Linked DNA regions of Mus musculus: regions 1 and 2 are each linked to region 3. The links are chromatin loops, found by intact Hi-C in ENCODE. Cell type or tissue: left cerebral cortex. All regions are shown on one strand.

Evidence for each region. Hi-C counts contacts between places; a loop is a spot of excess contacts. Peaks named below come from ENCODE experiments on the same cell type or tissue, not always from the same donor. Only the 100,000 strongest peaks of a DNase experiment are listed, where the experiment ranks them.
Region 1: it touches region 3 in a loop (4-fold over the local background); 2 of 42 quality-filtered maps call a loop at or near these places.
Region 2: it touches region 3 in a loop (7-fold over the local background); 3 of 42 quality-filtered maps call a loop at or near these places.

Annotation. Positions count from the first base shown.
Region 1 is chr2:29,385,226-29,393,225 of GRCm38, reverse strand. All of the region lies in intron 2 of Med27 (mediator complex subunit 27), which reads right to left. Among named protein-coding and RNA genes, the nearest start is that of Med27, 42 kb to the right of the region's middle. In left cerebral cortex, a CTCF peak has its summit at 7,672; DNase peaks (open chromatin) are centred at 3,996, 4,154 and 7,731; H3K27ac peaks cover 877 bases.
Region 2 is chr2:29,396,641-29,404,640 of GRCm38, reverse strand. The region is part of intron 2 of Med27 (mediator complex subunit 27); the gene reads right to left. Among named protein-coding and RNA genes, the nearest start is that of Med27, 54 kb to the right of the region's middle. In left cerebral cortex, a CTCF peak has its summit at 317 (motif pointing right); DNase peaks (open chromatin) are centred at 460, 1,764, 3,698 and 4,191; H3K27ac peaks cover 597 bases.
Region 3 is chr2:29,465,123-29,473,122 of GRCm38, reverse strand. Med27 (mediator complex subunit 27) reads right to left here. Exons shown (of 8, transcript NM_026896.5): 4 at 1,737-1,830. Among named protein-coding and RNA genes, the nearest start is that of Mir133c, 6.2 kb to the left of the region's middle. In left cerebral cortex, no CTCF peak of the experiment used is centred here; DNase peaks (open chromatin) are centred at 6,552, 6,853, 7,225, 7,847 and 2 more places; H3K27ac peaks cover 2,648 bases.

The sequences.
Region 1 (8,000 bases), 80 kb after region 3:
AGGAAAAAACTGTAGAAAGTATGTAGAAAGAACCAGAGGACCAGGACATCTGCTGTAAGATTGTATCTTCTGCAAAGAACATAGAGCTTCACCCATGACCTCTTAACAATCTAGTTCCCTAAGCAGGGACCTGCAGAGTGACAGCCCCAGTGAACATGGAACAAAGGTGAGGTCCCATGAGGCCCGACCTACATGAAAGGCTACAGGCAATTAACGGACTGAGCGAAGGAAAAGCAGTCTTCCCCAGGGAGATGTTCTCTAATCTCAAGTGGTCAGCCCTAAAAATCAAACATGATCAATACCAAATGAACCCAGCAAGTAGTATTTCTAGAGCCATATGTGTGTGTACATGTAACAGTAGTTAAAAGAAAATAGCAGAGATAATACATGAGGGTAGAAGGAGGGCTTGGAAGCAGGGAAGAGAGCAGTGGGAGGGGAGTAGGATATGGTAAGAGGGGATTAAAGGTGATCAAAGTATATTATAGACAGGTATGGATTGTCATAATCAAACACATTGTTTTGTACAATTAACAAATGCTAATAAAACAACAAAACAAAACAAAAGACTATTAGTCTACCTATTTTGTGAAACAGTAACAACCAAAAGAGAACTCTAGTGTCTGATACACCAAGCATTAATAATGCCTTCACAATGCAATCCAGGGGAAGGTGTCCTGACAATCCCATTTCACCCATGCAGAAGAGGCTGAAAGAAGCTGTCACTTGCCCAAAGTTAGTTTAAGTGTTGTGATACTAAGCTCACAACACTTAAACTAACAGTTCTCAAACTGTGGGTCACAACCTCTTTGGGGGTTGAATATCAGATATCCTGCATATCAGATATTTACTTTATAATTCATAACAATAGAAAAATTATTGCAACAAAATAACTTTATGGTTGGAAATCACCACAACATGAGGAACTATATTAAAGTGTCCCAGCATTAGCAAGGTTGAGAACCACTGAAGCATCTCATTACAGATGTGTATTGCTGCCAACCAGACCTTTCTTTGCTCACCCAGTGATGAGTCAGCACATATTTAACTTCATATATAAATCTTAGAACATTACTAAGTAAATACATACTAGGCATCTAACGTCCTAACATCTGGCCCTGTTCTGGGGTCAGTGCTGAGAATAAGCTCCAAAGACAAGCAGGGCTCCCACAGCATGGTGAGCACACTCCTGAACAAAGAGTAAGGAAATCATGGAGCTGGTAGCAAGGTGCACAGAGGAAATATGACAGGGACACCAGTGGGGGAGGTGGCAAGGCAACCACTGCCATATGGAAGAGTTCCTACAGAGGTGGCAGAGATCACGAAGTTGAAGGATACAGAAGTATCACAGAGGAAACCAGAGGGGCAAGGACAGAGCAGGAGGTGGGGAGGAGACTCAAGAAATTCCATCACACCTGCAATGTACCTCAATGGCAAACCTCCCAAAACCCCAGTGTGAGCTCCTGCTGGAGCGCCTACTCATTATCCCAACCTGCATGCAGGAGGGAGGAGGGAAGGACAGGCCTAATGGATCCCAAGCATGGAGCTCTGCCTTCTAACGCTCCCTTGCATAGTTCCCACTACACACAGGTCCCTCGCTTAGTTGTACACAGGAGAGCAATCTTGTGTGCTTATGCTCATCCATTAGATAACCTAAAGCCAAGGAAGCAGACTGTGAAAAGCATGATGTAAACACAGACAAGCCTCTGTGGTTAGGGCAGAGGGAAATGGCCACCAGATAGTAAATGCAGTGGCCCTTGGCTCAAAACCCTTCCTGTGAATGTACCTGGGTCTGGGCTTTCATATCAGTACCTCCAGTGTAGCAGTTATGCAAACACAAGAAGCAGGAGCTGACCTGAACTTCCTCGGTGGAGAACTGATCATGGTAGGCCCAAGAGTGGATCCTGAGCAAGTGCTGGAAAAGGAACCAGCTGGGCTGAGGGTGTGGCTTGGCTCACTTGCCTTGCATGCCCAAGGCCCTGGATCTGATTACCAGCATAGCAAAGTGAAAGAAAAACCCAAACAAGAATGAGACAGAAGGAAAGAAAATTCTGGCCTTTCCAGACAGCATGCTTGGGAGCAGTAGGTAGCGATAAGAGCAACGTTGTACTCTAGCATCAAAGAAAAAGCGGTTATGGACCATCCCATTTCTTAGCAGAAATCCTAACTCAGACAGCAACACCACCAAGCAACAGGAGGAGAGGGGACATGGGTGGAGTCCACAGAGCTCTGCACAAACTGCTGGGGACATTTCTAGAAGCTGGAAACATATCTGAAATAAGAAGTTTAAGAAAACTGTAAAGATGGCAGATCCTCACTAGAGGAACACTTTGCCACATGCAGCTGACCTAAAGATCCCAGAATTCTGAGACTCAGTGCTGAAACCCAACTTAGCAGGGGGGTGGCACAAACTCTGGGTCACCTGAGCAATGACAAGGCCAAAGCCTCAGCGACAGGGACTAAGCCTGCTTAGTTAGTGTCACTTGACCAGCAACTTGGCAGCAAAGCCTGCTCTACTGTAGGCCCCCAAAAGGATCTATTCCTGTCACCATCCCAGATGCCCAGCCTAGCCTCCTGGAGCTGACACTCTGAGTGACAACTGCAGATTCTTCAAAAGAAAAAGACTGAACTGAATTTATGTGGGAGATTGTTTAAAGTAGAAAAATAGACATTTTGGAAATATCAGAAAAGAGAGCTGAAAAACAAAAACATTCTTTGGCTAACACTTAATAAATAGGAACGTCAAGTCTCCCTGAGCATGTGGATACACTAAAAAACAGATCTTTTGGATGGTATGCAGCTGCTGGTTAAGTGTCTTGGCAATTGGTATTCTGCTAACACTGCCTGACTTTTGAAGACAGAGCGCCATGAAATAAGTTAGCCCTACTTTTCACCCAGGCACTCTTAGGCAGGCACTCTTCTCTGTCCAGTTCCTCCTGGGCACGGCAGACATCACACTGTGCAAACATCTTTACACAGTTGCCTGTGCAAACCCACCTCTCACTCTGCTTCCATGAGCTCAATGCTCGGTGGCATCGTGAACCTCATGGAGCTACATCTTACTAAACAGCTCACTCACTCCAAATCCAAAAAATGATGGCCTCGGGCTGGTGAGATGGCTCAGTGGGTAAGAGCACCCGACTGCTCTTCCGAAGGTCCAGAGTTCAACTCCCAGCAACCACATGGTGGCTCACAACCATCCGTAACAAGATCTGGCTCCCTCTTCTGGAGTGTCTGAAGACAGCTACAATGTACTTACATATAATAAATAAATAAATCTTTAAAAAAAAAAAAAAAAATGATGGCCTCTGTGAGAGAGGCAACAGAGGAAAGTCACAGTGCTGGAAATGCTCACCATAAATTCACGGCAGGCAGAGGGAGCGGCATGTGAAGAGAGCCAGAATGATGGCTGTGTGCTAGGGAAAGAGGAAGAGGACAGGGTAAGCTAGTGAGCCTAGGGCGGGGGCGGGGGCAGCACCTGGCCAGGGATGGTGTGGCAGGAGATGCTACAGGATGAAGCACACAGCACACATTTACTCTACCATGGAGCAGGTGGGACTGGAGTTGCATAGCAAATAAACACTGAAATCTGTGGAACCTTTATCTATGAACTTACAGCAGGGGGGTTAGTGCACACTGGGGCTTTCTCAAACAGCTCTGACCTGGAGGCCCTGTTGGATGAAGGCCTGAAAGGAACTGCAGTATGAGATCTCAAGACACCTGGGTACTAGTCTGCCCAGTCCCAATTCCTGAACACAGTGCCTCCCAAATTCAGAGGAAGCAAAGGCTCTGCAATGGTGGCTCTAACGGTTCAAAGTCTAGCTACTGGCATACAAAACAAAAAGCCACTGAAAGTCTTGGAGCGGCTGGCAATTCATATTTTAAAATCTAAAGCTTGGATGGTAAAGGAGCAGATGGCTGTGCAATATGCAAACAAACCCACAGCAACAATGGGCCTGGGCTTCGGTGGCATCCAGGAGAAGGGAGCTGCCATGCTGGCACAGGGAAATGACAACGGCATGGCAGAGTCCCCAGGAAACATCACCAAATGAAAATGGGCAAAACATGTGGGATTTCTGCTGTGGGGTGGAAGTGGGGCGCATCTTCCATGCAAGTTCGGGTGGCCACGGCTCAAGTTCCCTTCCCAGAAACAGCACTTCCATGACACCTGCCTCCTCAACACCAGCTAGATCCTGCCTGCCCCAGGAAGCCCACATCCTGGGGTGGGGGAAGGTGGTGAGTGACGCATCAACACCACTAGATGCAGAGAATCGACAGAAGTCACAGTTGGGAGGAGATGACATTTCATCTAGTACAAGCTGATATTTTACTTTAGAAATCTTAAAGACCCAAAGAGAAAGTGGCTTTTTCAAGTCTATACCTCATCCATCCATCCATCCATCCATCCATCCCACAAACATCAGTGGGCCACTCCCTACATGTGCCAGGTACTTCTCTACACACTTAGGACACAGCAAAACAAAAAGAAAAAGAACACCTCTCGGCACATACCCAAAGCTACATCTCTCAGGGAGAAAAGACTGTCACACAGGAAGACAAGGCGTGTTTATGGTTTCTACAGGGGATGGAGGCAGGGCACAATGCTAAACACGGTGCTGGTGCTGGTGCTCGGTGCTCGCTGAGATGAAGGAGAGAGATCTGAAAACGTGAAAGAACAGTCTGCTTAGAGGCCCAGGATGGCCAGGGAGTGGAGACGGGACTGACTGTCAGAGCAGAGAGCATAGAGTTCAGGGGTGATCGCTGAGGGCTTCACAAGAGCAAGATGGGAGCTGCAGCAGAGCTGGGGTAGATAGAGATAGGAACGGGCCGGCCCTGCTGAAGGACACTCTGCCTGCTGGCCAACAAGCAAAATACTGCAAGGGACAACAGTAAGTCCATGGCAGGTCCAAGACAAGGACACGGAGGTCAATCCGTTTAGTAGAGCCTTTGGATGCAATTAAATAGCCCTAGTTGGGCCCCTTGGCCTGCATTTTGACTTCTAAATTACAAGGAATGCCATTTGTCAAAATAACTCCCATCAGAATATAGAGTACATCTCTAGGTGGGAAAGAACTTTTCAGGCCTCAATGCCAAAGAGCAGAGTAAGGTCAGGGCGTGAACGTTCTAACTTCAGTCTCCTCCAGCTGGCCATTTCCAGGTGAGTCCCTTATGAGGGGCTTTGTTGGAAGGCAGGAGCTTGGGGTGGCCAGGAGGGTGCTGAGCTGAGCTGAGCTACGAGCTGCTGTATGTTTTACATCTCCTTGCCTCTAAGCGGGGGATGTGGAACTAACAGACTAAGTATCAGCACTGTCTCTACTGGCTGCAGCTGTGGAGTCCTGTGTCCACACCATTCTACCCCGAGTCCACACCACCCTACCCCGTATCCACACCATCCTATCCCTTGTCCATACTGTCCTACCACACAGAGGAAGGAAGTCTGGGGAGGTCTCAGAGTGGGTCCTGACTATATCACCTGGACTAATTGATGGCAAAGGTATCTGTGGAGCCATATGTGCTGTAAGGAAAGGAGTGTCAGTCACTTCAAGTGAGTGTGAACAGAGAATGCACACACATGCCCCAACAAATGGACTACGAGCAGAAGGCAGATGTGCCCAGCTCAACAACCCCTCCCTGTACATAAGCCTTGTCACACAGGAAAGGACACTCAGGACTAGGTTCCTGCCTCTCTAGGCTTTCACTAAAGACACCAGACCTTTCACCTCTATGATTCAGCACCCTCCCTGGTAGCACAGCACCTCTGTGGCTTTTCTATAGCTCTACAATGTCAATGCTCCATGTCTTGTTTGTTTTGTTTCATAAGACCATGGGAGGATGAGAATTGTCAATAAAAGAGGGCATTTTGATAGAGAACACACACAATGTTCCCTTCACACGACAACAGTATGCTATGATACTACCACACCAATGTCACACACTTATACATTACTTTTCAAAATGTTGTCAGATAGACTGATGGCCAGTAAGCCTCATCTGGACTTCTTAGTGCCCCTCACTCCCAGCACAGGGAGCAAAGAGCAGACAAAGCCCTAGCCTCTCAAGTGACTGCAAGTCTCGGTCTCTTCCCAGTGCTGGGGAAATGAATTATTAAAAGATGGAAATGCAAATGCCAGCTCCGCAACTTTGTTTTCTTTCCTTATGGAAAAACCATTAGAACCAAACTAGATGGAGACCTTGTGACAGGTTCCTTCTGAGCAGCTGCTTGGGACACCACCTGGACCAAGACGTGGGCCAGAGAAGGAGCTAGCAGAGTCCTGGCAGGCCTGCCCAGGAAGATAGCTCTGGAGGACTGCCTTCCCATACAGATATCAGGAGAAAATTCCACAAATAGGGCTTTGGTGCACACATCAGGAAAAGTGTGAGGCAGAGAACAAATACGCAGGGAGCATGTTTGCATCGCATGAGGAGCAGACCTCTCAGCCTGTCAGGCTAGAACCTGCATCACAGACACCACGGGCTCAATAAGAAACACTGACGGGACAAAGTATTACAGAGTATTGCATGCAGTCTGCTTCCTCTGTCAGCACACTCTACGTGTGTGGCTCCTGCTTCCCACCCATGTGCAGATTTTTCTAGAAAGACAGTACAAATATTTTACTTGCCCCTTTGGTAGCTAATATTAGGCCATGAATGCTTCAGTCAAGCTGAGGTTAGGGAAGGAGAGCATCCATTGTCTGGTCCCCAAGAGTAAGCTACATCCCCAACCACAAGACTGAAAGAGGCAACAAAGGAAGGTAAAGAAGGCCTGGCCCTCTTGGTCCTCAGAGCCTAGGGTAGGCTGCTTGCAAGAGGAACATGGGGGCAGCAGAAGAAGGCATGACAGGAGATGGTCATGTCAGGAGACAGGACTTGAGTAGACTGACCTGAGTGATCACTGCTATGGTGTGGCTGTGTCTCTAGAGTGGTGCCGTTGGAGGCTGGGGAGATCATTAAGAGGCAGAGCCTAGTGGGATGGCTCTGGAAGCACTGGCTGTGATGCTCGTGGGAGAAAGCTGGCTTCCAAGAGGGTGGTTATAATAAAGAAACAATCCTGGTCACACCGTGATTGCTTTCTCTGCCTAGCTGCCTATGTGACCTCTCTTACCCACACACGCCCCTGCCACTGTGGTGCCTTCCATCAGGAAGCGCTGCAGCCAAGAGGAAGAGGGTCCTTCCCAGAGCTACTGTGCCTTTCAGCAGCTGTTGTTGAGAAGTAGCAGACCTCAGGTGTTTCACTGCAATACCAAAACTTGGCCTAATACATCCTTTCTGCCCAGCTCTGGAAGCAACCCCGCACACTGTCCACACGCCCTACCAAAGCTTTACAAAGGTACAAAAGCAACAGAGTACTTCCTAAATGTTTAAATATTCAAATATTCAGCATAGCTTTAAAAACTGTTCTTTAAGGACCCAAGTCCAAATTAGTACTGTGTGGCAAACAAGGAAATGCGAGTGTGATGCGGCCAGACTGAGGCAATTACAGCAGGCACAGTCAGGCCTGGCCTGTGGTGGCAGCTGCCACTGACTTTCTTCTCCTCGAGAATGCAAATGATTAAGATAGATTAAATACCTACTTTGCTTAAATACTCTTGATAATGAGTTTCTTTCCTTCTTTTAAGGGTGTTTGATGTTGGCAGTTGATGGATCTTGAGTTAAATTGTTTTAATTCAGAACAGCACCATCTGTTGTCAGGCTCTGCAGGCGCTGCAGAGAACCGAGGAGGTGACAGTACGTGATCTGGAGCTGAGTGCAGACGGGCAGGTGGCGGGGTGAAAGGAGCAGTCCCGGCCTGGCCTCTGAGTGCTACACGTGCTCACAGGAGCTGGGACTCAGTTTCTCTCTCTCCAAAGTGAGGAGGCTGAGGACGACAGCGATGGTGACAATGGCCAAGTTAATGCATATCATGCACCAGACTCTACAGAAACAGCTCACAGTGTCTTTTTGTCTTCTTGAAATGCATGATGGGAAGGAGAGCAGGGCTCAGAGGAGCAAAGTCACCTGCTCCA
Region 2 (8,000 bases), 68 kb after region 3:
TCAGATGGCTAGCTCCACATAAAGGGTCCTGAGTTTCTCCTCTCTTCAGAGCCTGTGTTTATCTTATCAGACCACTGTGAACAACAATGTTCATCCAGGGGGACTAAGAGCTGTCTTTATGTCAAATGACTCACTCCCTAAGGTGGATGTCTATGGGGGTGGGAGGGTGTTCTTATTTCATATTTCTGTGGAGAATGGCACTGACAGACAAAGAAGGCCAAGGACACCTCAGGATGAAGTGGTGTGATGTGGACAGTGTCAAGCCTGGCACTCTGCGCACAGGTAGAGAACGAGCTGCTCTCCAAGTCTGCAGAGGGCGCCATTCTCAGCCTCAAGTACAGAGCCTATCACTCTGCAGAGAGGAAGAGACCAAAGCTGTCCAAGGTTTGGAGAAGGCTCTATACTCAGAAATGCCTCATCCTGCTAGCTAACTGAACACTTCTTTAAATCAAGTACTGTCCCCCTACCCACACCGGATAACAAACTGGGAGAGTGGAAGGAGGAGGAAGAAGCAGCTGCTAGCTGCACCGAGAAGAAATCCAACTTAGAATTCTCCTCACACAGTAAAGGAAGACAGTCTGGCGGGCAGAGACGCCTCCTGGCCCATCTTTGTAGACCTCTCACTAACAAGAAGAATGACTCTGTGGGGCCTCAGAAGCCCTGGAGCACAGTAAATGGAAGGCAGTGGAGCATCAGCTGGGAAGCGCCTTCTAATAGACTGTCGAGACTGCTCCTTTTAATCTGCACTCAACCTAAATGCCTGGCTTGTTAGCTCAACCTTGATGTGTTAAGCCACCAAGAGAGGATCACAAAGATCTCAGTGAGGCAAGACCAGAGTCTCCTTCCACAGCCCCTCCCTCCCACGGGACCACTCACTTGTTTTGTGGGACCATCGAAGGGTTTTCACTGGTTTCAATTTTGGTTTGGTTTGGTGGTGCGAGGGACTGAACTCGGGGGCCCAGCCCTAGGTGCCACAACTCCCCCCACCCCACCCCAAATACAGGGCTGTGATTTTTTTTTCACCCTTTGAAGCAAAAAGAGTCACCCAGTAGGGATGTTTTTTATTCAAAACAAGCAACATATCAGAGTGAATGTCCTATTGACCAATCAACATGATTCAGGCAGAGAAAAGTTTTGGTTCTGAGGCTGTGTGGGTATGTAGTCATCTGCCCAGGTACAGGCCAAAGGCCCTCGAAGCCTGTGCCCTGAGCGCGGGTTCATCAGTCCACCCCCGAACCCCAAAGCCTCTTGTCTCGTTAGGGTGACGCTGCTTCTCAGCACCACTCTGTTGCTGCAGAAGAAGCCTGGCCTTGAGAGAGTTGGTGAGTGGTGAACAGAGAGCGCTGAGCAGGGGCTGGCAGCAAGCATATACTGAAATATGTAATCTGCGGATGCTACTGACAGGCTGAGGTTGATGGCCACTACCAACAAGGCGCCCAGACAAGATGATGACTGGAAAGCTGGCTTTGGACAAAAGATTTAGAGGACAAGGATGAGTTCTGGTCTTGAGAAAGCCAAGTATAGCTAGGCTAAAAAGAAGAAACAGCTAGAAAGCAGAACAGCTATGCTGGGGCAGAGGTCTGATGCACTTTCCTCTTCCACCTGTCTTTTCTCCTCCTCCTCCCTCCCTTCCCATTCTCTTATTGCTCCCTCCCACGTATCTTCCTTCTTCTCTCCCTCCCACTACAGACCACACATAGGACTTGATGCATGCCAGGCAGACACAATACACTTGGCCACAGCCCTAGCCCAAGAAGGGCAGCTTGGAAGAATGCCCACTTCCTCTGAAGCTGTGGTGGAGCATCCAATCCAATTCTATTCAAAGCATCCAATCCAATCTGCTGGGAGGAGACCAGCAAGCAACCAAACCACACTGGAGCAGCAGCTGGGCAGGGGAACGGTATCCATGAGGGAAGATCAAGAACATGACTGGGGGCTGGAGAGATGGCTCAGAGGTTAGGAGCACTGACAGCTCTTCCAGAGGCCCTGAGTTCAATTCCCAGCAAGCACAGTGGCTCACAACCATCTGTAATGGGACCAGATGCCCTCTTCTAGTGTATCTGAGGACTGCGAAAGTGTATTCACATATGTAAAATAAATAAAATCCTTCAAAAATTAAAGAGAGAGAGAGAGTGCGAGCATGACTATACCCATGACTATACCCTACTGTGCCCACCCAGGGGAAGAGATCAGTGTGGAAAGGAGCCATCCTTGGGCCAGGGCTGAGAAGAACAGGCCGCTGGGCTGCACTACTGTCCTTTCACCCTTGATACACAAAGGCCGCCTTTCACATGTGTTTCCTCAAGCCAGTCCAGACATCGCACCATGCCTCCCAGAAACCGCTATTCTATTACCACTGTATATTACAGCATGACAGCACGTGGAATTCTACCAATGTCCCACTGGCTCTGCACAGGGCCCATGTGAATGTTCAGTAGCAATATGCTGAGAGTGTGCTGCTGTGTCAGATGCAGTACACAGGGCTACATGTGACTAGAAACCAAAAGTAGTATCTGCTTTTAGGTCAAGATTTTCATCTAGTGAAAACCCTGAGGAACAGAGACTTCCCTTGTCAGGAACAGTGGCTAGCCTGTGGTTAAAAAAAAAAAAAAAAAAAGTTAACATTAATGATACACAAGTTTGTTAGTTAGACTTCACAACCTTGAGAAGAATCCTGAGAAAGCAAGTATAGGGAGGAAAGACCAACTTCTGTCCACAGTGAGCCTGCTCCTCACTGTAGGCCTGAGTGAGGCAGAATGTGTGGTAGTAGGGGCATGTGGAGGAGACCTGTCACTTCAAGGCAGCAAAATATGAGAGAGGCAGAGGACAAGATACCATCTTTCCCAGGGATGTCCCCAATAACCTACCTCCTCTAACTAGGCCACACCTATTGCCTCTCCTTTCCCCCACCCCCAGCAATGCCATCATACTATGAATCCACCACAAGAATTAATCTACTCCAGGGATCCACCCCATAATCAGCATCCAAACGCTGACACCATTGCATACACTAGTAAGATTTTATCGAAAGGACCCAGATGTAGCTGTCTCTTGTGAGACTATGCCGGGGCCTAGCAAACACAGAAGTGGTTGCTCACAGTCAGCTAATGGATGGATCACAGGGCTCCCAATGGAGGAGCTAGAGAAAGTACCCAAGGAGCTAAAGGGATCTGCAACCCTATAGGTGGATCAACATTATGAACTAACCAGTACCCCGGAGCTCTTGACTCTAGCTGCATATGTATCAAAAGATGGCCTAGTCGGCCATCACTGGAAAGAGAGGCCCATTGGACACGCAAACTTTATATGCCCCAGTACAGGGGAACGCCAGGGCCAAAAAGGGGGAGTGGGTGGGTAGGGGAGTGGGGGTGGGTGGGTATGGGGGACTTTTGGTATAGCATTGGAAATGTAAATGAGCTAAATACCTAATAAAAAATGGAAAAAAAAAAGAATTAATCTACTGATTAATGCAATCACCTGGCAACCAAGCTCCAGTACATGAACCTTTGGGGGTATTTTATATCCGGAGAATAGCAAGGGCTCACTGTGTGCTGGGGACTCAAGTGGTCTGCGTTGATGGCTGTGTAAGTAGGCACTGGTGCTAACTCTAAGCTGAGGAGGAGGAACCGAAGCTCAGGCAATGGTATGGAGAGGCTGGAATCTGGCCAGCCTGCTAAGCACCTCTTCTAGAACACACACTCTACCATTGAGAACTCAGAATGCCCTTGCTATGGATTTTATAAAGAAATGAGTACACAAGCTAGTGGGAAAAAGCCAGATGAGATAGGAGGTAAACTTCAGACTGTGCTGAGCACCATGTTGGGGGTGAGTGAGGTCCTGGAGAAGGGTGGACACAGGATGGGGTACAGCTCTAATGGCCTCATTACTTGGTTTAGTTCAGTTACAAGGAGCAGTCACTCTTGGGATGCCCAGTTAGTAAGGGTTTATCATGACGGAAGCAGCAGAGAGGCGTCTGCAGCCAGGCCTCTTGGAAGTTAGAACCATGGCTTACCACAGCCTAGCAAACTGTCCCTGCTGGCCCTGGAGTCGCAACGCACTGGATGCTTTTTCAGCTCTAGAGGAGCCAACTGCATTGGACTTGCACTTGCACTCCCAGAAGCCCCTGCTGCTGCTGCTGAGGGAGTGTTCTAGCTGTATACACACCTTTCACCCACTCACTGCCTTCTGCTGTCTCACACCCAGAGCAGAGGACGGGACAAGAAGCTGCCAGCACAGAGCCAGGATTCCTCCCCGAAATATGAAAATGCATGGAAGTCCTCAAAGTCAAAAGCTTTCTCATCAATGTAGGCGCAGAACTCGTGTGGCAGCAAAACCTGCCGTGAACTGCTGTGAATCTATTTGAATCTTAATTTCTCTGACTTACTGTGAAGAGGCAGACATTTCACCAGCACAGTACTGATTACCAGGTACTGTCCTGGATCCCACTGGAGGAATTAGTGTTATATATGGTATATTGACATGCTGCCTTTCTAGAACATAAAATTCTAAATCAAAACCCATTCAGACTCCCAGGCTTTGGATATGGAGCTGTGAACTTGTGCCACACTGTGGGCATAGGGGTACTACACATAGTACCCCTGCCAGCCTGCTTCATTGACATCAGGGCCACCCAAAGGGTGCTGACCCCATCTGCAGATTATAAGACCCTGCCTCAAATCTGCTGGTTGATAATTTCTATGAGATGCTCAAGAATTTACATCAAAACCAGTGAGCGCACATGGGTCTCAGGCACACTGAAACCTGAGACCCATCATGGAACAATCTTAGGAAATATGTATAGAGTCACTGTTTGGTTCATTATCTCCCTGGAAGCCATCAGACTGGCTGGGGGAGATGGCTCAGCCAGTCAATGTGCCTGATGCCAAGCTGACGACTAGCCTGGGATCCTTGGAACTTACACATTGGGTGGAAGGAGAGTGCTGACTCCCATAAGTTGTCCTGTAACCTCCACACATGTACCAGGGTGTGTGCGTGCATGCACACATCCTAATGAATAAGTGCAAATAAGAATTCACTATGCCACAGAGTTCCTCTTGGACAAATCTCAGCAAGCTCACTTGAGCTGTGCTTGACTCACCACAAGAATCTGGGGTGCAGATACAGATGTGACACGCTTCCAGCATGAAGAGCCATCTAGCCTTTCAGTCAGCATCTGCTGTTTCCATGATGCCTTTGGGGACAGTGGAGACAGCTTTGGGAATTTGGGCTCCCTATCCAGTGTTCAGCTACATGTGACTAAGCAAAAACAACCTGCATTGCAGGAGTCTTCAAATAGTTAAATTTTCAATCTTTATAAAAAAGAAAATCCATCAGACATGATTGATAAGTGTACTTTTTAAAACTAAAGGTAAAAAAAAAAAGTGAAGATTGGCAACATTTTTCCCCATATAATTTGCTTTCTTTGCCTTTTTCCACAGCACTGCACATAAATCAAAGAAATGTTAAGGAGGCCTATATATCACCAACTGGCATTTCAAAACTATTTACAAAGTCTTTAACAGACACAGGACAGAGTCCAGAAAACCAGGACCTGAGAGGCTGAAATTCAGAGAGAAAATTAACTCAAACACCGACAGAGCTAATTAAGTTTACAAATAATTCTCCAACGAGCAAATTATGATATTTAATAAGTCTTGCCTCAGTGAAGCAGGGTTACAGAACGCAGAGGGGGTGGGGAGATAGACAAGCCGACAAGAGTTTTCCAAACAAGAATAATGTATATTTGAGCAAGCTGCCTTTCTATGATTAAGCACAGAAATCTGGGACCAAGGCAGGGGAAATGATGTTTTAATAAGGTCTGAGATAGCCTGTGAGCTGCATTTTACATTCCCTTGCAACAGGGGTGGAGATACAGTAGGAGCAAGGTGCAAGCTGGGACTTAAGGTTCACAGGTCAGGGCCCATGCACTGACTGAGGTGGGGAGAGGCAAGGGCAGAGAAGGGTGGGCTGTCGTGGCCATATCCCACACAGACAGGACATCATTTCCCAAAGGCAGGTGACAGATCAAATTGGTAGTTTGTGTTCTGATTTCCAAAACCAGGGAAAAGTGTGCAAAGAAATTTATCTTCCTTCTTATTGGAAACAGCACAAGTGACTTGCAGGGGGCGGTGTCAGGTGGAACCACAGAGAGAAACAGGCCCAACCGCACAGGTGTAAGAGTCATATAGTCCCTAGCCCCACGCAGGAGAGTGGCTCCAATATTAATAAAGTCTACTTTCTTTGTCAAGGTCAGCTTCTATTGTGCTGCCATTACCAACCATGGGCCTCTGTCCTCAACTACTACAGTCCAGAGGATTGACCTGCCGGCAGCAGCCCAGGCAGCAGGATGGGCTGTTGTGAGATAAGACTAGCTCCTGGGAAAAGGCGGAAGAGAAGACCTTCCTCCTCTGCATCTCCAGCTCCATCGTTTCTCCCTTTAAGCATGTTCCTTAAAGCACAAAGTCAGGATGATAAGCCTGTGCACAACACACGGTCTGTGGGAGCCAGGGCTCTCGGCTGAACATGGCAGATAAACAGGTTCAAGTGCACTCTTTCCCCAGGTCCCTGAAACAGTGGGGAAGAATGAGCACAAAGGGTCCATTCAGAAGGAAACCACGGAACCTGAGTTCCTCAGCTTTCTATCTCAGTAACAAAATTCCCTGGAGGAAATCAACATAAAGGTGGATTTGGGATCAAGTTACATGGCCCATCACTCTTTGGCTCCATTGCTGATGGTCTGAGGTGAACACACAAAGGCATAAAAGTGGGAGCGAACAGCAGACGAGACAGCCAAGGCAGCCACAAAGCAAAGAGCTATAAGAATCAGAGGCTTTCTGATCCCTATGTTTATACTGAGACTAGCACTGCTCCTAGCCTTGATCACAGGGGCTGATGCAGTGTGCATGATGGTTATAGCAGAGACCCACAACTCTCGGGACGTCTCCATCATTCCCTCTGGAGGCCTGGGAGCATTGCAGAAGAGGGGATAGAAAGACAACACAGTCACTGCTGCAATCATGACCACACAGCAGCTGTGGCCACCTGCACACATGCACACACATGTGTGGGAAGGGAACTGGCTGGGAAGAAAGGGGTCAGCAGGAGTTGGAGGGTACAAGAGAGGACAATCAGGGTAAATACCATCACAATGTTTTGTGTACATGTATGAAATGTTCAAAAAATAAAGAGAAGATGTAGAAAGGACCAGAGACAAGACAAGCCTCCAAGGGCATACCAGCAAACACCCACTCCCGTCATCAGGGTCCCACATCCTGTTTCTATCATCTTTCGACAGCCCATCAAATCATAAATGTATCAGTAGATTAATCTGTCAGTGGGGTCTAACTCTTCACGACCTGTTTGCTTCCTAAAAGACCCACCTCTATACATGGCTGCACTGGGGACCAAGCCTTCAACACATGAGCCCTCAGGGGACAGCCCAGGGGACAGGGTGCATGGCCAACACTTGGCAGAGAGAAGCTCACTAAAACTCTGCACATTGTGGAGAGCTGGTGGAGGGTGGAAGAGGTAAAAGCCAGCAAGTGGCATGGTACACAGAATTCTACACACTGAGATGAGGAAGGTGTCTGGCCGGGGCAGGGGGTGTAGGCATAAAACCGGCGGATTGCTTAAATCTCCAGAGTCCCCAGATCCCTACTCCCCTCGGACACTAATCTGAGAGGCTAACCCAGACTCTTAGGATTCACGGACAGCTGGAAAAGAGGAGTCTGGTGAGACACCCCTCCAACCTTCACAAAGCAGCAGCACAGCGCATGCTGTAGAAATTGCATCCCTCATGTAAACTGATGTCCATCAGAGGCAAGCAAGGCATGGGAGGATGTGATGTACAGGTGCCAAGCCCCACTCTTCTCCATGGATCCCACATAGCATCTGAGGTGGCCTAGGCAAATTAATCAGAACAGCACAGGCAAGAATCAAAAGCAAAGAGCTTCAGAAAAGCTCAGAGTTGCCTCTGAAAAGTAACATGGGGAGAGCCAGGC
Region 3 (8,000 bases):
CTCCATGAGTCCGTGGCTGAGGCTGACAGGCCCAAGTTGCCTGCTTTGTCAGGTGGTAGAACTAAGTGTTCTGCCTGCCTGCCTCTAATCCCGCTCATCCCACTCAATGCCAAATTCTTATCCTCTTCATGAAGTGGAAGCTCAATGACCTGGAAATAATGTGACCAAACCTATTTCGCTGAGGATGCTTCGTTTTTATCTTTATTAACTCTTTGGTCCCTGTCAGATCTGCCAACAGGATCTGTGCACTGCTGTGAGGTCTAAGGAGACCTTACATGCATGATGAGCATGCTTGAGGGAAGCAGGGAATACCTTTTATATAAAGAAAACTGCTTTATTTTTCTATCAAAGGAATACTGTATTGTATATTTTTTTTTATATTTTAGTCCACGATGAGAAAACTGCTCAAATGGACTTCAGAAATCTATCTACATCTATATATCAAATACACACATACATGAAATATTGCAAAATTAGAAAGTTCACATCCTTTCCATTCACCAGTCAAAAGAAACATGCATAAACAATCAGCGTTTCCAAGATGGGAGGGGCTGGGTGAAGAACGGCTTACCTGGGTGATGGTGACCCATAAGGAGAATGCCATAGCAGTAGGAGTTCCCAGGGCATCTAAGGCAGCAACACTACATGCAGAGCCTTGCCTTCCCGATATCCACCAAAGCCCATCCCCTTGCACATACTGCCATGAAACATGTGTCCCAAGAGGTGCCCCTCAGGTGCCGACCACCACATGGATACCAGAAACCTTCTCATGGATACCACAACACATCCCTAGGCCACTGGACTCCAAGCACACTGCCTTTGGTCAATTTAAACATCAGTGGTCTGTGAGGCCAGAACGCTCGGTGCAAACCCAAAGAAACAACAGAATCAGAAGTCAGTGGTAGCAAAGAGCCAGAGGCTTTCTTTTAACATGTGAGGGTGGTAAATGACTTTCATGGACCACAAAGTCCCGAGGCCACAGTGTGTCCATTTTCTTTACCAGGAGACCAGCTGAGAATCACCCAGTATAATCTCTTAGAGAAAATATAAAATTTACCCAATGCTGCTGGGGAGGCTGTCATGTGGTCTGACTCGAGGTCAAGCAGCTTATAGTACCTCTCTCTAACTCTTACCTGGGACTGCAATGTGCTCAAAAGCACATAGACACAGAGTGTAGTGTCTATGCTAGAGCAATGGCTCTATCCTGTGGGTCTCCATCCCATCAAAAACAGATATTTACCTTACAATGTAAAACAGTAGCAAAACTATGGTTATGAAGTAGCAACAAAGGCAATTTTATGATTTTATGGTTATGTTGGTGTGGGTAGACAGTGAACTGGCAGGGTGTCCTATGTAGGGAGCAGAGCCAGCTCTGTGTGTGCAGTGGACTGGCATGCTCCCAGTGAGCCTCAGAATGAGAAACCATATAGGTTGGTATGTGGGGACCAGAGGTGGAAGCCAGCTGTCACCCCCCACCTTATCTTTTTTCAGACAAGGTTTGTCACCCATTCAGCTGGGCCACCATGCCAGCATGCTGCAGGGCCCTCCTGCCTCCATTGTCCAGCACTGGGCTTACAGTTACCACACACAGCTTTGGGCTGTGCACATGAGCCTAGGGATTCAACCTGAGTGAGGCACTTTACTGACTGTGCCATCTCCTCTGCTTACAAAGGGAGCTGAATTTGAAGACAGGTTATTCCTCCACACGTCCCCACAAACAGGCAAGCAGGTCTTACCAGAAGCATTGCTGAAGTCCCATTGGGTCTCGATAAGTGAATGGACATCTCTGGAAACATTCTGTCAATGCGGCTGATCACGTCATCGACATACCTGGTTGTGGAAGAAGTATACAAGTATGAACTGGAGTTCTGTCGGAGGCTGGAAGACTTCACTTCATACTTAATAACCAACTTTTAGTTGGTGTGACACCTTTTGAAGAAGACAAGATCACAAGGTCCCTCATGAAAACATCTCCTTTTTCCTCCCATGACCCTTTGCAGAGGGGCTCTGTTTTACGTGATTATATTTATACTGTAAATAAAGTGCCTGAATGCACCCTAATTTTCCATTGGGCTATGTATGTCTACAGGACTCCACTGTAAGCACTGTAGGCACACTGTCGGCCTGTGCTTTGGCTGTGCCTTCTCTAGTCAAACCCATCCAATAGTGGAGCTTTCCGTTTTCGTGGATTTCTGTTTGGCTTTTATTTGCTCAGCCTCTCTGTCCCTATTCCCACTTTATTCTTAAATTCCTGACTCTAAAACTTTTCTTAGCATAGTCAAATACATCAGGTGAGCTAGCAGCTCCATTTTCATCCCTCCCCTGACCGTGGAGTCTGCATCTCTCGGAGCTTAATACTCACTGAGACCACTGGCATTAAGCATGAGGCATGGTGTTGGGTACTTATTAAGGACTCACAGATGCCATGCATGCTGACAGGTGGTCCCAAGAGCCCTCCTGCCCTGCAGTGGAGGCTCACTGGGAACATGCCAGCTCACAGCACACACAGAGCTGGCTTTGCTCCCTACATAGGACACCCTGCCAGTTCACTGTCTACCCACACCAACACAAAAGGTGCGTCCAACTCAGCAGCCAAGACCCCCAAAAAGCTATTAATGGGTAGGAAACTTAATCATACACTCTCTACATCAGGGACATGTTAAGGTATAGTTTCTGGGGGAAAGCAGAGATGGGCTCCTTGATCACGTGATATGAAATTCCAGTTGGAAACCTGAGGCTCATGAGAGGGAGTGCAGAAGAAGGCTATCTGGTAAAAAGTGCCAAGGAAGTCAGAAGGCGGTTCTCAGGACTGTCCTGTTGGGTTGGTTTTCATGTTGGAGGAGGGCAGGAGAGGCTGCAAAGGCCTGATAACAAACAAGGGCAGTGGGCAGGTGGGCATGAAAAGAGGTGGTGCTGGCTGGGGTGCTCCTGTGGAAGGTGGTGTCAGGGATTCTGGTGGACTACAAGTAGCCCACAGATTCCACAGGGCCACAGCAGCAGCCAGCTTCCCTTCTCAAGAGGACTTCGACCATCATGTGAGTCTTGCTATTAAGAGCTGAAGTTGCTCCAAGCATTTCTTCAAGGCCCCACCCTACTAAGAAGTAACAGCTTCACAAGTGTCATTCCTAGGTGACAGGGAAACAGTCAGGGGATCTTTGGTGATTCCCTGACTCACAGCCTCATGGCATCTAAGCATAACTTAATTGCAGAGGTGACTGGAAGAGAGGGAGGCGCAAGCATGGTACTGTCCAGTGTCTACTGAACCAACAGAAGTTGCATGACAAAACCATGCCAACTCAGGGGCTGGCGATGCTCATGCTCACCTTCAGATACTTCCCCAATCTATATGTGTGCTTTCAACCCATTTCTTCAGACTCAGCAGAAGCAAACAGCTTCTGTCCAGTGTGAATGGAGGTCACTGCTAAGTATATGCTAATGTGAGGGGCAGGCAGTGTCTTGTGCATAGTCTTTAATCAATAGCCATCATAGCTCTGGAAGGGAGCTGGATGAATATGCACAAGTTCAGCACAAAGACCATCATAACCTGATGTCTTGTATCCTTCACCTTGAAACCTTCAGCATACCACCTGGAAAATCAGGCTCCTTAGCAGGCTGGAAGACCCGAACAGTGGGGTTATCCTGGGCCACATACAAACTTGGAGGCAACCTCACTCTACTTTCCTAGAATTCCAAGCCAGCCACCTGGTCCAGATTTTGTTCATTGCATCCAGAGTTGCAGTGGGCATCCCTGGTCATTTAGGGACTCTTACTTGGAAGGGAAGGTTGTGGCAGAGAAAAGATAGTTCCTAAGAAAGGTAGCTGCCACAGGCACAGCACAGTTAAGAAGCCCAGGGTGGGTGGGTTTTCAGTGGTTTCCTCCCTGCCCACCCACCTGCCTGTGATCTTAGATAAGGCTCAGCAAGCTCATTTGAAAATTCCATTGAGCAGAAATGAATTTTAAGGAGGCTGTTTTTCTTCTTAGGCCTAACATAAAGGAGATACAGATTCCTTTGTTACAGGTGACATTATGCATTTGCCAAAAAGAGACCAAAGAAAGTCAGCTGCACCTTTAGCTGAGGAAAACAGCGTCTAGATTTTAGATGCAGAAATCAAAACATTTCATTTTTAAATAGACCCAGCCTTAGAGATACAAATGAGCCACTAGTAACTTGACAGAAACCAGGGAGGCTTGCCACACCAGATTAAAAGTCTGGAGACAAAAATGGCTTTCTTTCTGCAGAGAGTGGGGGCTGGTATGTGTGGGGTGGTCTTTGGCAATGCTTCTAGAATGCTGCCTCCCAAGACAGCGGGTGCTGCTCGTGTCTGTACTGTGCTCGCAGAGTACGCCAGCACCACGCTTACAGAGCCGGGCTAAGGACAGGTAGGAACGACTTGCTCTCCTCCCACACTACCACCATATGTCACACTCCACTAGTGGCAGAATCAAATTACTTTAATTTTTACCTTTAGAGTGGAGGCAAACAAGCAGCACACCGCAGCGGTGACGAGTTTACACTTGAGCAGACGCGGCCTGTGCGGCCCGCACGGAAAGACATTAATTTGGAGCCAAATTGAGCAGTGAGTCACAATTTGCACATATCTGTCAACCTGCTAACAGGGTAATAACTTGGAAGGCTTGCTGTTCCTATTTACATTACAGGAGCCTTTCAAACATGGAGAAGAGGCTGGGTTTCCTTTACTCCAACACAGCTACAAGGCCTAGGAACACAAACTTCTAGAAACCACAGGTTCAGATCAAGGTGTGAGTATTTTCAGGCAGAAAGTTAACATTTAAGTTTGTTTCTCTGCCCCATCCTTAATGAAGACCAGGCACTCAGTGGTTTAGGAGATGAGCTTGTGCAGAGAAAAGCAGGCACTCTTCTCTCCCCAGGTTTCCAATGGCTTCCGAGGATGGGACTGCAGAGTGACTCTGGCAGCAGAAACCACCCTCCCTACCTGCACTCCTAGACATAACACACACCTGGGCCCTAAGCTTTGCTTTGCTTTGCTTTGCTTTGCTTTGCTTTGCTTTGCTTTGCTTTGCTTTGCTTTGCTTTGCTTCCTTCCTTCCTTCCTTCCTTCCTTCCTTCCTCTCTCTCTCTCTCTCTCTCTCTCTCTTCTTTCCTTCCTTCCTTTCTTTCTTTCTTCCTTGCTTTCTTTCTTAAAAAGATTTATTTGTTATTATACATAAGTACACTGTAGCTGACTTCAGACACTCCATAAGAGGGCATCAGATCTCATTACAGATGGTTGTGAGCCACCATGTGGTTGCTGGGATTTGAACTCAGGACCTTCAGAAGAGCAGTCAGTGCTCTTAACCACTGAGCCAACTCTCCAGGATTCTTGTTTCTTTAAATGGCCTTCACAGGAGTACTGAAGACCACTAGCACCCCATAAGTTGCCCTGCCTAGTGACCCACTGACAGCATCTCCAAGAGGTGGTCTGCAGGTAATTTCTGCAGGCTGGCCAGTGTCTCCATGTAGCCATATCATATCAGATTGGCAGAACGCTACTCAGCTACTTCTCCCAAAGTCAAACAAAGGCTTTTGTAAATATGGACAGTTGCTGAGTTTTCCTAAGCTCTTCACTGACGATTTTTAGTCTCCTTAGGTCCCAGATCCCTAGGAGAAGGTACTGAAAACTATATGACATTTCACATGCAACTTTCTGCACTTTATAGCTCTTAAGAGTCTATTTGTGAACCCTGCCTGATTTAAGTATCCTTGTCTAGACCCTTCCAAAATTAAGGTCTCTGGTTTTCTTTGTAGAGTATGCATTCTGCCTGCCTGCCTGCCTGTATGTATGTATGTATGTATGTATGTATGTAACACTGTATCACACAGTCCTGAAGTAATCACAACTATAATAGTTGTGTGGATCTTAAAGTCATACTTCTGTAATGGAGCTGTTATGTGAGCTTATTACTTAACTGACAAATTAAAAACTGCACCTCTTTTTCCCTGTGAGTGTGCTCTGAAACACACACACACATTATGGGATGGCTATTATCAAACTAATGACCACGTGCTTTTCCTCACATACCACCTTTTCTGTCAGCGGTTTTCAAGACTGTGATAACCTATCATTAACTCTAGCCATTTATGCTCTAATGGATCTTTTGAGCTTATTGCTAACAATCGTGCTCTCCAGGTAACATCCCCATTCGCTCTCCCATCCAAGCCCTTGGTAACCACTGTTGTACAGTCTTCCCCTAGGAATTCGACTCTTTCAGATTTGACACATGAATGACAGACACCCTGGACTATTTAATCTGTCTGTGACTGGCTTATTTCATTTAACACACGACTTTCATGTTCCTTCATACTGATGGGGTTTCCTTCTTGTCAAAGTCCCAATTGTGCCCACACCATGTTTTCTTTATCTGTTAGTAAGTTGATGGGCACATGTGATGATCTTGACTACTGTGACTAAAACTGCAGGAACATGGGAGTGCAGATGCTTCCTCTTACTGCCTGTGCGCAGACTGAGAGGTGGGACTGCTAAGTCACATGGTGCTTCTGCTTTAGCCTTCTGAGGACCTTCCCTGCTATTCCCTGGCATTGCACTCACATCCGGTCCCCATCAGTGTGTGAGCGTCCCTTCCTCCCACGTCCTCTCAGCACTCAGCTCTTGTAACAACTCCTCTCTCCACACCAGGCTGTGATCTGACAAGAGGTGCCAGCTTTGCAGGGCAAAGCCACACAACCCATGCCTTCTAGGGGTCTTTGCTTGTCTAGGAAAAGCCTCCTCTGTTTTCAGAACCACTCCTGAGACAGGGCTCAGAAAGGACTCAAGTCTCAAGTCCTCAGAGGCCAAGGCGAGCCTCCAACGCAGCTATCGCTCCCTCCCTTCCAGCCTCAGCTGCCACCCCCTTCCTTACACTGAGCAATCTTCCTGAAGCACTCTTTGCCCAGCCAGGCCCACCACAAATCCCTGGTTATTCTTCCGTAGGCTAACTTCCTCAGGAAAGCCTTCCCTGGCCCTGTCCTGTTCACATCTCTCCATCAGTACATCCTACCCCACACAGCACTTTCAAATTCTGTCACCTCTGCACATTTCTAACTACACAATTTGTGAGTGATTATTTCTTTAAAGTCCTACTTCCCTGCAGTGTTCTGGAGGGTCATGTGACTGCTCTCTTCCTTGTACTACCCAGCGCCTTGCCACAGTGCCTGGTGCTCCTTGAATACTCATTGAATGGGTAGACAGTACATTAGAGATTGCCACATGGACCCAGGCTAGGCCATTATGCAATGAGATGCACAGTTCTCTGCAGCGGATGAAGAGGCAAGGTGTGGCAGAGGTCACTACATTAACCACGGAAAGGCATGCACAATGGCAGCCAGAGCTCATTGAAAATACACCTCAAAGAAAGCAACACAGAGCCTTTCAAGTCTTGAGGCTTAATGTCTGTCCACAGAACCCCTGCATCTGTTCTTGTAGAAGCTTAATGCCTTTTAGAAGCAAAAGCCTTCTAAAGAAGCACACTGTACCGGCACACCGGTTTTAAAATGCCACTTTTAATGAACTAATTAATTCTGCAAAACAGTAGTACAAAGATGTGCACTATCAAATGGAGACAACACCACCAAAACGATAACAAAAGGGAATGGGGAAGACGTTTCTAAAGATAACACTTCTGCAAAATATTCATTTTCTCCTCTACGCAGTAAGATATATTGCAAATGATTTGTTATTAAAGACTTAAAATATTATACTGGACAGATGGCTTAGCTCTCTAAGCCTGACCCCTCCTCAAAAGAGGGGGGGGAACCACCCACAAACACAACAAACCTGGCCCCAAGCCAATGATCTCATGCTAGTGCGATGCTTAGCTGTTCCAGCCGGATTTAAATAGCATTTACCCCACACAGTGTGTAAGATTCATGCTGTTCATTTTCTCCGCCCATACACACCCTCAGAGTTAGGGATACATGTACTAATAAACTAATTTTCCAGAGAGGATAAAGCCAGGAGTGACCATGGAGAGACATCTGCAA